Regions from separate parts of the Homo sapiens genome. Here region 1 is linked to region 2. Evidence: chromatin contacts called from ENCODE Hi-C or POLR2A ChIA-PET data. All regions are on one chromosome and are shown on one strand. The core of a region is the stretch at or near the end of the contact, and the rest is flanking DNA. Distances in the headings are between cores, read along the strand shown.

Region 1 (5,622 bases), core at 1,056-3,555, 110 kb after region 2:
CTGGCAATCCCAGCACTTTGGGACGCCAAGGCAGGAGGATGACTTGAGGCCAGGAGTTCGAGACCAGTCTGACCAACATGGTGAAACCCCGTCTCTACTAAAAATACGAAAATTAGCCAGGTGTGGTGGCAGGTGCCTGTAATCCCAGTTACTTGGGAGGCTGAGGCAGGAGAATCACTTGAACCTGGGAGGTAGAGATTGCAGTGAGCTGAGATTGCACCACTGCACTCCAGCCTGGGCGACACAGCGAGACTCCGTCTCAAAAAAACAAACAAACAAAACACTTTACAGGGTTGCTGCAAGATTTAGTGAGGTAATTTGGCCAGGCTGGTACCTAGTAAGCTCTCAATTTACAGCTGTATGACATCAACTGCAGAAAGAATCCTCATGCTAACTAGCCAATGGGAACTTTTAAAGACCTGTCCGATGCTAATGTTTCAAAGCGGTGGCTAAAACTCCTAATGCTAGATTATGTAGAATATTTCTGCCAAATATTTAGCTAAATATCTTAGCTAGAATATTTAGTTAAAATGTTCCTGTGAATTTAGCAGAAAAGCAACAGAGGTTTATATTAATATTGCCTTGTATTCAGTCATATCTTTTTATGAACAATCCTTTGGATAAATCTCAGTGATAATTTACTCATAAACTCATAAATTCTTAACTTTTAAAAGTTAAGAGCAAAGTTTTGGGGGGACCCAGGCTTCCTGGGTCCCATAGCGATTTGGCCACAGGAAAGCCATGGGCTTCTCTCAGTTTCCTCTGCCCCTGAGGTAGATGCTGGCTCCTATTCTCAACTTCATGGCACTTATCATGCTTTTCAATGACTTATCTTCTTTGCTGGTAGGTCTGTTTCCCCCTTAGGCTGTGAGGTCCAAGGGCAGAAATCATGTGGGTCTTGTTTCCTGTATGCCCAGAGCTCAGGACAGGGCCTAGTACATAATAAAAAAAAAAACCTCAAGAAATATTTGTTGGGTATTCTAAAACAACATATGGGCAGTATTCTACACGCCCAAGATATTGTTAAAACCAGGCCTGTAATTCCCATTTCACCGGTAGAAAAAAGGCAATGCAAAGAATGGCAACACAGATTTAACCACTCCACAGTTCAACTGTGTTCATTAAAATCCTTTCCATCTTCAGAAATGCTGAAACAAGTAAAAAAAACTCTCATTTCTCAAGAAAGACGGGAAATTTCCGAACTTGGACTTGACAATCAGGTACACAAGGAGCAAACTGAATAAAAAAGTAAAAGGTTTAAAAAACAAAAAACAAAAGCCCAGCAGCAAATCTTTTATTTCTAGCTTCCGATAAACTCACTTCCTGTTATTCTGTCCAGCTTGTAACCTACGGGTAGAATAAGAGGTAGAGTCTCTACACTGATTGAGAAGGTGCTTTGTGATATATATTCTAAATGAAGAAACTTTAAAATCCACGAGTACAACTTTTTTAAAGTTAAGACCAAAGTATACTTAGATCACTAGTTTAGAAAGTTAGTAATTTGGATTTTTAATAAATTTGAATTTATTTGCCAACTGAATATATTAATTTTGTATTCCTAAATGAATTTATTTTCAGAAATTGTTTAAAACAGAGCATGGAACTTAATACACACTCAAATATTAAATGCTAGCGATTATTATTACATTTATTCCATGTTGGACAATTCTGACTTCTGAAGACAACATTCTTGGTTGAGTGGAAAGGTGCCTCACTTACGGGTGAAGTTTACAGTGGTTTTGCAAACGGCATTTCAAGTGTGTCCTGAACGCCATGTGGTGTCAGGGGCAGACCACTCAATGTGGAGTGGGAGATCCGGGTGCTAATTCCTGCTCTGTCTCTTAAAATGTCTCCTTAACACAGGCAAGCCCCAATCCCTTTGATCTTGTTTTTTGTCACCCTGTCACAAGGGGGACAGCATTGTAGTCCCCTAGCTTATAGAGCTCTTGTGGGAATTACATGAAAAAAAAAACAAAAAAACCCCCCAAAATTATATTCATTTTTATAAAATCACAGCACATTTCCTCTTATCAGTGCAGCTCTCCAAATAAACAGATGTATGGTATAAACTACCTACTTCAGTTAAAGAGAAAGATAAGAATAAAAACCCAAGGACAAAGAAAGGTGAATCACAATTAAGCATAAAACTTTTTTTTTTAAGAAAATCCTTTTCCTCAATTTTATGTAAAAGTAAATTCTTTTCCCTATTCCTTTCAAGGCTCTGATGTTTTTTAAAACTCTGACAGTTCATTTTCACTTCCTTTCATTCACAGATTTCATTAGGGGTCACAGTCCAGTGACCTTCAGGGTCACAGCCTGGCCAGGGTACACCCTCCCCACACGGAGGGCCTTATCTCTGTAAGCAGAGAAGCAGGAAGCGGAGCCAGGCTTTCCTGTTCCAGCTCGTTTTCATTCTGAAGACTGTCTTGGCCCTTCCAGTGTGCTGCTGCTACTCTCTGCTCAACTCTTCTGAGACTATACTTAGAGAACCTGAGCTTGACAGCTCTTCAATCTGTTCTAAACAGAAGAGACAAAGTCTTTCATGTGGGACCAGTTACTCTTCCCAGGCATGAAACCCACAAGAGTCAAATAAGGCTCCCTTGAGTCAGCATTCAGCAATTACATTTCTCATTATGGATGGAAGACTGTTTAAGGAAAACTAGGTGAAGACATAAAGTTCACAAATAAATCTATATTATTTTTATTTAAGTATCATTTACATCAACTTAAGAGAATTATGACTAAAAGGGAAAAGTTTGACACTAAGAATGACAGAGTGACTGCTTAGCTCACAAACTGGAATTGTTCTGACTTGAAAAGTTACAAGATTAGTCTTTGGTTTTAGGTGGTTGCCTTGAATGGCTTGGTTTACACAGCAATGATTTTTTTTTCTTTTCTTTTTTTTTTGAGACAGAGTTTCCCTCTTGTTGGCCAGGCTGGAGTGCAATGGCACGATCTTGGCTCACCACAACCTCTGCCTCCCGAGTTCAAGTGATTCTCCTGCCTCAGCCTCCTGAGCATCTGGAATTACAGGCATGCACCACCATGCCCGGCTAATTTTTTATATTTTTAGTAGAGACAGGGGTTTCTCCACGTTGGTCAGGCTGATCTCGAACTCCCGACCTCAGGTGATCGGCCCACCTCGGCCTCTCAAAGTGCTGGGATTACAGGTGTGAGCCACCACACCCAGCCAGCAGTAATTTATAATTACTGCTTAGTAATTAAATTCTTGGCTCCAATATTGTAGAACTTGTTGAGAAAGTCTTCTACTACAAAATACAGAATCACATCATGTTTGCAGTTTTTGTTTGTTTTTTTTGAGACGGAGTTCCACTCTTGTTGCCCAGGCTGGAGTGCAATGGCTCAATCTTGGCTCACTGCAACCTCTGCCTCCCAGGTTCAAGCAATTCTCCTACCTCAGCCTCCCAAGTAGCTGGGATTACAGGCATGCGCCACCATGCCTGGCTAATTTTGTATTTTTTTTTAGTAGAGACAGGGTTTCTCCATGTTGGTCAGGCTGGTCTTGAACTCCTGACCTCAGGTGATCCGCCCACCTTGACCTCCCAAAGTGCTGGGATTATAGGCGTGAGCCACTGCGCCTGGCCTTTTTTTTTTTTTCCTTTTTGAGACAGGGTCTTGCTTTGCTGCCCAGGCTGGAGTGCAGTGGCGCAATCTTGGCTTGTTGCAACCTCCTCCTCCCTAGTTCAAGTGATTCTCGTGCCTCAGCTTCCCAAATAGCTGGGATTACAGGTGTGCACCACCACACCCGGCTAATTTTTGTATTTTTAGTAGAGATGGGGTTTCACTATGTTGGCCAGGCTGGTCTCAAACTCCTGGCCTCATATGATCTGCCCGCCTCTCTCCCAAAGTGCTGGGATTATAGGCACGAGCCACTGCACCTGGCCATCCTTGCATTTTTTAATAGATTAAAATCCCTTAAGTATGTATTTGCTTCTTGGTAAGATGTATGACTCCCATTATGAATGTTAAAGCTTCTGAAAGTGGCCCCAAAATGTATATAATCATGTTAAAACTGAACATCATATTCTGAGCAGATCTGCACTCATAAATGTCATCTTGCATAGAACTAGAAAAACTTTGAAGACTCCTGTAAATTCTAAAACTCTGAAGGATACTAAATCATACAGGAAGTTACCTAAATAGTCCGACATTAGTTTGGGGTCTAATTTCTGTTTCTTCAAGTCAGCAGGATCTGGGTAAATTGCTTTATCCCTCTTCCCCAATAGACACCGGTTACTATATTACAACACTCACTGAGTGTGAGATTTCAGTCTCTATTCTGTAGAGCCTGCTTACAAACCTGTTATCATTTGCTGTGCATCATATGGTTCCATGTAACCGTCGTTCTCTCCGACTCTCTCTGCATCCCTTTGACCCTTTGTCCGTTTGGCATCATAAGGGTCAGCATAGTCTTCTAAAATGATGACCTGAAAAAGAACAAGAGAGGACAGTTGCTAAGGGCCACCGTATACCAAAATGGCAATGGTATCAAAATGGCTACTGACATCTCCTGCATATCCAAGGAGGTCAAAATCTCTATAACCAGTTCCAGATAGCTTTTGCACTTGATCATGTGTCCCAGTTAGACAAACACCTGTTTTTTTTGGTTGTACAGTTGATTTGCAACAATTCATCTAACTCTTTCACTTATCCCCAAGGCTCTTTATACCTCCCTTTATTTCTCCAAGCAATAAAACATTTTCTGGGTTAGAGGGTGGCAGGGGTGGATGTGGGGAGTGAAGGCTACCTGTGGCTTTAGAGCATAAAGGGTATGTGGCTTTACCACATACCCTTTATGAATTGAGTTTTTTAAACTCCAATCAGCTGAGCAGTACAGTCATAATGAGTCAGTCAGTCATCCACCAGCACTGGCTAGGCACTGTGAAGGAGTCAAAATAAACCCAAGACATGCTTCCTGTCCTCAAGGAGTGGATCACAGCTCCAAAGACACAGGCTTCATAGATGAGAAGTAGGTCAGTACTAAACAGTATTGTAGGTGTTCTACGTTCAATAATTCACAGGCAAACTGACTGTCACAGGCTACAGACCAGATAGGGTTTTGATCCCTATCTGGGATCCCCTATTTTGTGTCAGAAAGCATCCATCTTTCCAAAAATAGAAGGCACCTGAGGAGGTGGTGTGTGACAACATGGGTGACAACACCAGAGGGTAGGGGACCCTTCTCAGGAAGGAAGCTCCAGGCCTTGCTCCACAACCTCTGTTACATTCTCCAAAGAGTTTAGAAGTAACACTGGAGTTGGTGAGAATTCAGATACATGAGGAGAAGCGAAGAGGAGGAAACAGCCTGGAAATAGCCTCAGAAACCTCAGACACCCAGAAGTGACAACCATAAAAATAACCAGACAACCACTGCAAGGGACTGTGACTGCGACTGCCATTCACTTAATCCATTTTTCTTGACTACCCACCATGTGTACCGCATTTGCAAGATACAGTGAGCCCTTGGCTTCAAGGTGCTTGTGATCTAGTCACACAGTCAGGTGGACCACTGAATAACATATGAGCTGGGTCCCCGTCCATCTTTACACAGCTCTCCACTCAGTGCCTGGCTCAGGGTGGGCATGCTGTATTTACAGCATG
Region 2 (5,069 bases), core at 1,264-3,763:
AAACCCTGTCTCTACTAAAAATACAAAAATTAGCTGTTCGTGGTGGCACATGCCTGTAATCCCAGCTATTCCGGAGGCTGAGGCAAGAGAATCGCCTGAACCCAGGAGGTGGAAGTTGCGGTGAGCCAAGATTGTGCCATTGCACTCGAGCCTGGGCAACAAGAGTGAAACTCCGTCTGAAAAAAAAAAAAAAAAAAGTTCTATATCTTAATCTGGGTGGTGCTTTCCTGGATGTATTCCTATGCAAAGCTTTATTGAACTATGCACTTCACATTAATGCACTTCACAGCTACGTATAATATATTTTAATAAAAAGGTATATAAAAATACTATTTGGCTGGGTGCCGTGGCTCATGCCTGTAATCCCAGCTCTTTGGGAGGGCAAGGCAGGTGGATCACCTGAGGTCAGGAGTTCAAGACCAGCCTGATAAACATGGTGAAACCCCGTCTCTACTAAAATACAAAAATTAGTCAGGCGTGGTGGTGCACGCTTGTAATCCCAGCTACTCGGGAGTCTGAGGCAGTAGAATCGCTTGAATTTGGGAGATGGAGATTGCAGTGAGTCAAGATGGCACCACTGCACTCCAGCCTGGGTTACAGAGCAAGACTCCATCTCAAAAACAAACAAACAAACAAACAAACATCCCTTTGTGTCCTGTCTCAGACACTATTCCCCATCTCCCCAAAGGTAGCCTGTATCCTGATCCCCAACACTATAGATCATTTTTGCACCTTATATAAATGGAATCATGTAGTATGTACTATTTTGTAACGTGTGCCCGTGTGTCTTTTATGTTCATGAAATTTACCATCACATGCTGTACAAAAATAGGTAGTAGGCCAGATGTGACCTGAGGGCAATGGTTTTCTTTTCCTTTTTCTTTCTTTTTTTTTTTTTTTTTGGAGACAGAGTCTTGCTCTGTCATCCAGGCTGGAGTACAATGGCGTGATCTCGGCTCACTGCATTCTCTGCCTCCCAGGTTCAAGCGATTCTCATGACTCAGCCTCCCGAGTTGCTAGGAATACAGGCGTGAGCTACTACACCTGGATAATTTTTGTATTTTTAGTAGAGATGGGGTTTCACAATGTTGGCCAGGTTGGTCTCGAACTCCTGACCTCAGATGATCTGCCCGCCTCGGCCTCCCAAAGTGCTGGGATTACAGAAGTGAGCCACTGCACCTGGCCCTTTTTTAAGACAAAGTCTCCCTCTATCGCCCAGACTGGAGTGCAGTGGCACTGTGGCTCATGCCTGTAATTCCAGCACTTTTGGAGGCCGAGGTAGGCAGATCACTTGAGGTCAGGAGTTCAAGACCAGCCTGGGCAACATGGTGAAACTCCATCTCTACTAAAAATACAAAAATTAGCTGGGCATGGTGGTGCACGCCTGTAATCCCAGCTACTGGGGAGGCTGAGGCAGGAGAATCGCTTGAAACCGAGAGGCAGAGGTTGCAGCGAGCCGAGATCATGCCACTGCATTCCAGCCCAGGTGACAGAGACCCTGTCTCAAAACAAACAAACAAACAAACGAACCAACCAACCTCCAAATGACGATGCTTGAGCTTTAGCTCAGCTATCTCCAGTTGTCTTTGGGTAATGGGGGTGTCAAGTGGCAATGTTCCAAGTCTGGCTTATCTTGGGGGAACTAAATGGCTGTTATCATTCCCAGGCCTCACATCTACACTCTGCCTGATTCAGAGCAAGGGAGGGGGGTGTCTCCTGTGCCATCCACTGCTCTATCCTCAATCGAACCAAGCCCTTTGACCAGGGAAGTGCTGTGCCCTGTTTGTGCATGCTTGTAGGTACAGGGAAGAGACAGGTGGAGGGAGATCCCCTGACTAGCTTACATCAACCTGGCTCATCTCTGGAATTTGGGATGGAGTTAAACCCAACAACCCCTGGGCCTGCTCCAATGAAGACAGGGAGTGTTTATCAATGAGCAGTGACAATTACTACCTCTCCTGAGAGCAGATGAGTAGGTTTCAGGCATGGGGTTTCTCTAAGTCAGCAAAAAGCACCCGATCCCTAATGACAGAGGAGCAGTGTGTGTTAAATGTGTGTGTGCACATGTGTGAATAATTCAGGGCCCTCTAACCATGAGGCCCGGGACAAGAGCCACACTTGCCCACATGAAGTCAATGCTCTTGTCTGCAAGAACATTGTTTATTGTGGCTGGAGCCCAGATAACAAGGAGAAAGTGGCAAGAGATGAGGCAGGAGAGAAAAGCAGGGTGACTTCTGGAGAACCCTTTTCTCGGTGAAGGGATTTCAGCCTTATTCTGGGAATAAGCCAGAGCCCTGAGGGGTTTTAAGTGGAGGAGAGCCAGCCCCACCCCAACTCAGTGGCTTTAGGGGTCATTCTTCCCATGCTACCATTTCCCATGGTTCAAAGATTAACAATAGGGCTAACTTCCAATTTATTCAATTCTCAGGTTATTTATTCAATAATCTAGTGTTCTTCCTCTCTACTTCCTCCTCTTCAGTACCTTGTTGTGGGTGGAGCTCCAGGAAGAGGATGGGGCGTGGTGCCTAGAGGCGGAAGTGTGTATCTTGATTGTTTAACCTGGGAACCCTGAGGGCAGAGGGCGTAGGGGTTGGGAGAGGAAAGGAAGGCGCTAGGAAGACACTGGAAAGACCCCATAAGCGTAGCAGCTCCTAAACCACAGCTAAGCATGTCTGGAGGAGAAGCCTGAATCCGAAAGCAATGAGGAAATGATTAGTGGTTTCATAGTAGGTTGTCTGTAGCTGCAGACACACAGGCGTTTTTGTACACAGGTAAATACAGGCCTGTTCTGTTATTGACCACACGTTTGTATGAAGCTCCAAACTCATGTGTCCTCCTGTTCTCCTGTTTTTTTTTTTTTTTTTGAGACGGAGTTTCGCTCTTGTTGTCCAGGCTAGAGTGCAATGGCACGATCTCGGCTCACGGCAAACTCCACCTCCCAGGTTCAAGCGATTCTCCTGCCTCAGCCTCCTGAGTAGGTGGGATTACAGGCACGCGCCACCATGCCTGGGTAATTTTTGTATTTTTAGTAGAGACGAGGCTTCACTATGTTGACCAGGCTGGTCTCAAACTCCTGACCTTAGGTGATCCACCTACCTCAGCCTCCCAAAGTGCTGGAATTACAGGTGTGAGCAACTGTGCCTGGCCTCTCTGAAGTATTATTTGATATTTTTCTTTTGAAGTTTTCTTCTTCCTGTGTAGAAACTATTTCTGCAAATTGCTTTTCAGTCTGCTTTTTGCTCATTTGTTTTTATCTTCCATGTCTGAGGTTTTTTTCAGCTGTCTGGTGATCTTTGACTGATTATTTATAAGACAGGCAAATATCAGTTAAGTCCTTACAGTAAACATATGGTTTACTCAAGTTAGGATTATTTTAGGAGGATTTCTTTACAAAATGGCCATTTACAAAGACAGAGTATAGGAGAGCTATAACCTTTGGTTGAGAGACACAGGCAGCCTAAGAGAGGAACCCTCTAAGAGAAGAACCAGAGGAACAGATATCTTGATCTCACGCTCCTCCTCCCTCTGGTCTTCCGGGTTCTGCGTTGTCTAGACCAACTGCTAGTCAGAGGGTGTGGGGTATTGCTCATGTGGTCTCTTCCTGGAATACCCCCAGTGCAGAGGGCCAGGCAGCGTGGGTGGGGAGTAGCAAAGAGAAAGCTCTGACATGGGAACGAAGGCGCTGATTGGAAGCTCACATGGTGGGCATCTGGACGGGACTGTTTGCTGGGGGAGTCCCCACATGTCTGGATCTTTAGGTCTTTCGTCTGGGGCCAGTCAGGTTACCCAGAGAAGAATCTCCTTCTAGGAGGGAACAGGCCAGCCTGCCAGTGTTCTGGCCCCCGAAAGGAGGCAGAGGGCTGTGGGTCTTAGCCTGGGGCATTTGGCATACGCAGTCCCTTAGTTCCCGAGTTTACAAGCCATAGCCATGCTGTCAAATGTGCCTGGTATCACCCAGTTCAGAGACTCTCTGTTTTATCCTGTACAGAGAACAAGCTTGCAGATTTCTGTGGGAGGGAGGGAGGGGTAGTTACTCAGTAATGAAGGGTGCTTCTCAAACAGCTTTCAACCAGTCCTCCTTGTTTGCACACTCACACACTCAGAGACACACAAACTCAGTTCCAGAGGTACTTGGAGCTGCCAGTTCATGAGCGTTTTGAGGATTTTATGAATAGATGGGTTGCTTCTCAGTTTTCTCTGCTGGTCATTTAGGATTTGGCCTTTTTTGTTTTTTTTTTTTGTTTGTTTTTTTGGTTTTTTTTGAGACAATAGTCTCGCTCTGTCGCCCAGGCTGGAGTGCAGTGGCATGATCTTGGCTCACTACAACCTCCACCTCCCGGGTTCAAGAGATTTTCCTGCCTCAGCCTCCCGAGTAGCTGCAGCTAGAGGCATGCACCACCCCACCCAGCTAATTTTTGTATTTTTAGTAGCGAGGGAGTTTCACCATGTTGGCCAGGCTGGTCTTGAACTCCTGACTTCAAATGATTCACCGCCTCAGCCTCCTAGAGTGCTGGGATTATAGGCGTGAGCCACTGTGCCTGGCCAGGATTTGGGTATTTCAAGTTGGCTACATCAGTTGTCACCTAAACCCAGAGGGTTTTTTGGTTCCTGGGGTACATCTGGAATTTTCAAATCTTCTTTGGCTGAAACACAGTATATTTGAGAGAGGACTCAGAAGAAAGAGGAAGAAAAGGCATCATGGGGCCAGACTGGTAAGTGTTTGAGTAGATTGTACTTTTTTCTTTTTTTGAGACGGAGTTTTGCTCTTGTTGCCCAGGATGGAGTGCAATGGTGCAATCTTGGCTCACCGTAACCTCCGCCTCCCAGGTTCAAGCGATACTCCTGCCTCAGCCTCCTGAGTAGCTGGGATTACAGGTATGTGCCACCACGCCGGGCTAATTTTGTATTTTTAGTAGAGACGGGGTTTCACCATGTTGGTCAGGCTGGTCTTGAACTCCAGACCTCAGGTGATCTGCCCGCCTCGGCTTCCCAAAGTGCTGGGATTACAGGCGTGAGCCCCCGCACCTGGCTGAGTAGATTGTACTTAACTCTAGAGACCATGGGCTTAG

Evidence for each region. Hi-C counts contacts between places; a loop is a spot of excess contacts on that map. ChIA-PET counts read pairs that join two places held with the same protein, here RNA polymerase II (POLR2A). Pooled maps may share reads with other maps.
Region 1: a loop to region 2 is called in a pooled map, with 2.4 times the contacts of the local background. The contact joins two enhancer-like sites. A Hi-C loop is called at or near these places in 1 of 50 pooled maps. POLR2A ChIA-PET finds 5 or more read pairs at or near these places in 3 of 52 experiments (H1, T-cell and activated CD4-positive, alpha-beta T cell).

The regions. Positions count from the first base shown.
Region 1 is chr1:154,494,791-154,500,412 of GRCh38, forward strand. It overlaps SHE (Src homology 2 domain containing E), which reads right to left. Exons shown (of 6, transcript NM_001010846.3): 2 at 4,322-4,448. Among named protein-coding and RNA genes, the nearest start is that of TDRD10, 4.6 kb to the right of the region's middle. Within about 2 kb of position 2,306, at least 13 of the 41 ENCODE cell types and tissues checked have a DNase peak (open chromatin) inside an H3K27ac peak, as active enhancers do.
Region 2 is chr1:154,383,203-154,388,271 of GRCh38, forward strand. No RefSeq gene overlaps it. Among named protein-coding and RNA genes, the nearest start is that of IL6R, 20 kb to the right of the region's middle. RefSeq lists an enhancer at 3,542-3,751. Within about 2 kb of position 2,514, at least 11 of the 41 ENCODE cell types and tissues checked have a DNase peak (open chromatin) inside an H3K27ac peak, as active enhancers do.